2 separate regions of the Homo sapiens genome follow, and region 2 is linked to region 1. Evidence: read pairs that join two places in POLR2A ChIA-PET (ENCODE). Cell type or tissue: IMR-90. All regions are shown on one strand.

What was found. Peaks named below come from ENCODE experiments on the same cell type or tissue, not always from the same donor. Only the 100,000 strongest peaks of a DNase experiment are listed, where the experiment ranks them.
Region 2: POLR2A ChIA-PET joins it to region 1 with 6 read pairs; 3 of 35 experiments call an interaction of 5 or more read pairs at or near these places.

The regions. Positions count from the first base shown.
Region 1 is chr16:4,947,501-4,950,000 of GRCh38, reverse strand. No RefSeq gene overlaps it. Among named protein-coding and RNA genes, the nearest start is that of SEC14L5, 9.6 kb to the left of the region's middle. RefSeq lists an enhancer at 1,432-2,189. In IMR-90, no CTCF peak of the experiment used is centred here; no DNase peak of the experiment used is centred here.
Region 2 is chr16:4,486,663-4,489,162 of GRCh38, reverse strand. All of the region lies in intron 1 of HMOX2 (heme oxygenase 2), which reads right to left. The region is part of intron 1 of LOC124903636 (a long non-coding RNA gene); the gene reads left to right. Among named protein-coding and RNA genes, the nearest start is that of HMOX2, 12 kb to the right of the region's middle. In IMR-90, no CTCF peak of the experiment used is centred here; a DNase peak (open chromatin) is centred at 942; H3K27ac peaks cover 449 bases.

The sequences.
Region 1 (2,500 bases):
GTGCTCACGGTCAACCATGCTGAAGCGCATGTCAGGCCTTCACTCCCCTTTTTTTTTTTTTTTTTTTTTTGAGACACAGTCCCACTCTGTCACCCAGGCTGGAGTGCAGAATCGCGATCTCAGCTCACTGCAACCTCCGCCTCCCGGGTTCAAGCGATTCTCCTGCCTCAGCCTCCTGAGTAGCTGGGATTACAGGCGCCCACCACCACACCTGGCTTATTTTTTTGTATCCGTGAGTGGCTTCTGTTGTGGGTTAGATTGCACTGAGTGCCATGATTGGTGAGCAGGGAAAGAGGGTGGGAAGTGCAGGGCAGATTACAATGTAGGGACCAGGTGGGCTGCGCTGAGAAGGTGACTTGGCACAAAGGCTTGGAAGAAGAGCAGGGGGTCCACGTAGAGAGTGGGGCCAAGGGGGCAGCCGATGCAAAGGCCCTGAGGCAGGAGCATACTTGGCGTGTTTGAGTATTGGGGAGGCGGTCAGTGTATCGGGGGTAGAGTTAGTGGGAGGGAAGTGGCGGGGAAGAGAGCAGACTCTGAGGGGAGCCTGAGGGAGGGGGTCTCATGGGTTATCTGGCTCTGATGCTGAGGTACTCAGAGTGTCTGGGAGGTATGGGACAGGGGAGTCTGCTGACTTCACTTTAGCCCTCTGGTTGCTGTGTTGGGAATAGATTGTAGTTGACCACGGTGGAGGAGGGGGAAGGGTGCAGAGAGCACGGAGGAGGAGCCAGGAGGAGGGAGGCCACCAAAGTGACCTCAGGAATCTGGAGGTGAGGGGGTGAGACCCTAGATCTCTTGCCCAGGTAGATGCTGTAGGAATGGAAAGGGAGACCCAGGAGAACCAGGAAGGGGAAGCTGTTCCTAGAGAGCGCATCCGTGGAGCGGATGCAGACAGAGGAACCTGGGGAAAACGACCTCTTGTCATTGGAGCCGGACAGTCCCACCTGAAGGTCAGCTCAGGTCTTCAGGAGCTCTCAGTGTGTGATTCTGACCACCAAGCAGGGGTCAGAACAAGGGACTGGCCGCTGGGGAGGGGCCACAGGCACCAACACCCAAAGCTCAGCCCCATCAACACAGCGACTCCAGGGACCCCCCAGCTCAGTGCCTGAGGCCTCAGCTGCCACCCAGCCCCTCTAGGCTGCCCCTGCCAAGAAGAGGACCAGGGACCCGAGCTGTCCTCTTCTCCATGCCTGGGCCCAGGTGGACCCTGCGACAGCCACCAGATGCACGCTGCTACTTACGTTTGCATTAATTAAATTCTGTAAATATGAATATGCTCTATATTTACATAAATAACAATACACATAAACAATAAAATTAACAATTCAGGCTGGGCGTGGCGGCAGGCGACTGTCATCCCAGCACTGTGGGAGGCTTAGTCCGGAGGATGGCTTGAGCTCGGGAGTTCAAGGCACCCTGGGCAACACAGTGAGAATCTCCCATCTCTACAAAAAATAAATTAATGGATTAAAATGAATTTTTAAAAATTAACAATTCAATTCCTCAGTTGCACTAGTCACATTTCACGTGCTCAGTAGCCACATGTGGCTTGCCGCCTCCATGTATACAGAATATTTCCATTGTCACAGGCAGTTTTATTGGACAAGGCTACACTGAGGTCTCCCCACCCCCAACCAGTGGAGGGGGGCCTTTTGGCTGGGGACAGGGGACAGGATGGTCTGGGTAGCGGGAGGTCAGGGACTCCAGGGCTGAAAGGAGGAGTATTTGCCCAGAGCGGAGTCCTGGGCGTGTGTGGGGATTAAGCCTGAGCTTGTGATTAGAGAATGGCCTGGGAGGCGGCTGATGGGGGCTTGGCTGCCTGGGCCCAGCAGGAATGTTTGAGCTCAGCAGAGAGCGTGAACAAAGAGTGGAGGCAGAGCCAGGCAGGCAGGCAGGTGGAGGACGAGCTCACGGAGACACAGGGCAGCTCCGTTCTGAAGCGGAAATGGCAAAACACGACACCTAATAGCAGGCAGCTTCCTTTTTTCACTTGCTACACCCTCAGCTTCCCTGTGAGGCCCACAGGCCTCCCCGAATTCCTCCCAGACTAGGGCAGTTTTGTAATTTACCACCGCTTCCCCCACTGATGGGCACTTAGGTTATTTCATTTGTAAAAAATGTGGTTATCTGTTTGCTTTTCTGTCCCTCCTCCCTTCCAAGACAGGGGGCCCCCAGGATGTGAGGGATGTATCGTGTTTGCTACTATATCCCCAGAGCCGGGTACACAGTAGGTGCTCAATAAATGGATGAGTGACTTGTGGGAGGTATTGTGGGGGCAAGAGGTCGAGATCCTCCACGGGGGTTGGGGAGGAGCCTGGCTCCTGGGAAATGTCAGTGATGCAGAAAACACGATGAGGGAACCTGACGCCCTGCAAGCTAAGGCCTCCCCTTCCTCACCGGGTCCTCAACCACCCTCAGACTGGAGTCTGGCCACTTTCCTCATAGTGTCCCTGGGCCCCCACCTGACGGTGACTCTGTGCCGACTGCAGACTTTGTCTCCTGG
Region 2 (2,500 bases), 460 kb after region 1:
TTCCACAGATATGACTACTAAGAGCGTACCTTTTAGATTTTGTTTTATGGTCTCTGAAAGCCTGATTGGTAGCATAACACTGTGTTACTTGCCCCCTCCTTATATAAAGAAATGTATACCAGCCTGGGCAACAAGGCAAAAACCCTGTCTCTACAAAAAAACTACAAAAATTAGCTGGGCGTGGTGGCACATGCCTGTCATCCCAGCTACTCAGGAGTCCTAGGCAGGAGGATTGCTTGAGCCCACAATGGTGGAGGTTGTACTGAGCCAAAAACACACCACTGCACTCCAGCCTGGGTGACAGAGTGAGATCCTGTCTCAAAAAAAAAAAAAAAAAGAAATGTACAGGCACATTTTTAACAGTCATGGTAGCAAATGCTTGCCAGCCTTCTCCACTCAACGCATACACAAACCACTGACTCCTTGATGTCTACATCTGTGAAAAAATATCCAATGTCCCCCAAGTTGTCCTTAGAGTCTGGGTTTCATAGCAGCAGCAAGGTCTCTTCATGTTGTTCTCTAGGGAAGGGGTCAGCCACAAAAAGGCAATAGTTATACAACTTTGTAACAAACCCACATCCTGTATCTATGTACATTTTAGAGGAAACACCAAGGCCTTAGGTTATCATTATTGCAAAGGAAAATGCTACAGTTATCATAATTTACTGAAAAAAAAATAAAAAATCCCAGCAGTTTGCTGTAAAACTGTGTAACTTCCTGTCACAATCTTCTCCAATGGGGCAGCACCCACAACTATACACATTAAAGTGAAGTTTAATGTCCAAGAGTTTAATTCCTTTAATTCCCAAGAGTTCCCAGAACTGGTCAAACATCATTATCTCCATTAATCATTATTCAGAGGAAATTCAAATAGCCCAGAACATCAACTACTGACTGAGGACATGATTAGGCAACAATGAATGAATAGCTTTAGAAAAAAGCAGACATAATGGAAAAGGCAACTGTCCAACAGCTCAGGCATTCTCCAGGGCTGTGAGAGGTATACTCAAGCCTGTTTTTTTTTTTTTTTTTTTTGAGATGGAGTTTCCCTCTCGTTGCAGCGAAACAATGGAGTGCAATGGCACGGTCTGAGCTCACTGCAACCTCTGCCTCCCGGGTTCAAGTGATTCTCCTGCCTCAGCCTCCTGAGTAGCTAGGATTACAGGCATGCAAAACCACACCCGGCTACATTTTTTTTTTTTTTTTTTTTTGAGACAGAGTTTCGCTCTTGTTGCCAAGGCTGGCATGCAATGGCGTGATCTCCCCTCGCCGCAACCTCCGCCTCCCGGGTTCAAGCAGTTCTCCTGCCTCTGCCTCCCGAGTAGCTGGGATTACAGGCATATGCCACCGCGCCCGGCTAATTTTTTTTTTTTTTGAGACGGAGTCTCGCTCTGTCTCCCAGGCTGGTGTTCTCAGCTCACTGCAACCTCCGCCTCCCGGGTTCACGCCATTCTCCCACCTCAGCCTCCCAAGGAGCTGGGACTACAGGCGCCAGCCACCACGCCCAGCTAATTTTTTGTATTTTTAGTGGAGACGGGGTTTCGCCATTCACAGGATGGTCTCGATCTCCTGACCTTGTGATCCACCCGCCTCGGCCTCCCAACGTGCTGGGATTACAGGTGTGAGCCACTGCGCCCAGCAATTTTATATTTTTAGTAGACATGGGGTTTCTCCATGTTGGTCAGGCTGGTCTCAAACTCCCAACCTCAGGTGATCCGCCCGCCTCGGCCTCCCAAAGTGCCGGGATTACAGGTATGAGCCGCTGGGCTACGCCTGGCTAATTTTGTAGTTTTAGAGGTCAGGCTGGTCTCAAACTCCTGATCTCAGGTGATCCGCCCACCTAGGCTTCCCAAAGTGCTGGGATTACAGGCCTGAGCCACTGTGCCCAACTTCTTTTTTTTTTTTGAGACAGGGTCTTGCTGTGTTGCTCAAGCTGAAGTGCACTGGGTCAATCAGAGCTCACTGCAGCCTCAACTCCTGGGCTCAGGTGATACTTCCAACTTAGCCTCTCGAGCAGCTGAGACTACAGGCATTCACTACCATGTCTAGCTAATTTTAAAAATTTTTTTGTAGAGACAGGGTCTCACTATGTTGCCCAGGTTGGTCTCGAACTCCTGGGCTCAAGCAATCTTTCTTTGGCCTCCCAAAGTACTGGGATTACAGGCGTGGGCCACCACGCCCAGCCTCAAGCCCTTTTTCAAACAAAACCCTACACAAATGGCCAATACAAAAAGGAAATAAGTGAGCTTCCATACTTAAAATGAGGAGGGAAAGAGAAAGGGGGCCAAAAGGGACTGAGCTCAGCTCCTCATTCCCCTCAGGACCTTGAGCTTGGCCTAGTTTGCTCAGCTGTGGTCTAGGAGACATAAGATATTCAATTAAACATTTGCTGGCTACCATTTCCCACTACCTGTGCTAAGTGACCAGTGGCTCTGGGCACGGTCTCTTATCTTAGGCCTGTATGTCCAAATCAACAGTGGGAAGCTGGGCCTGGATTAGC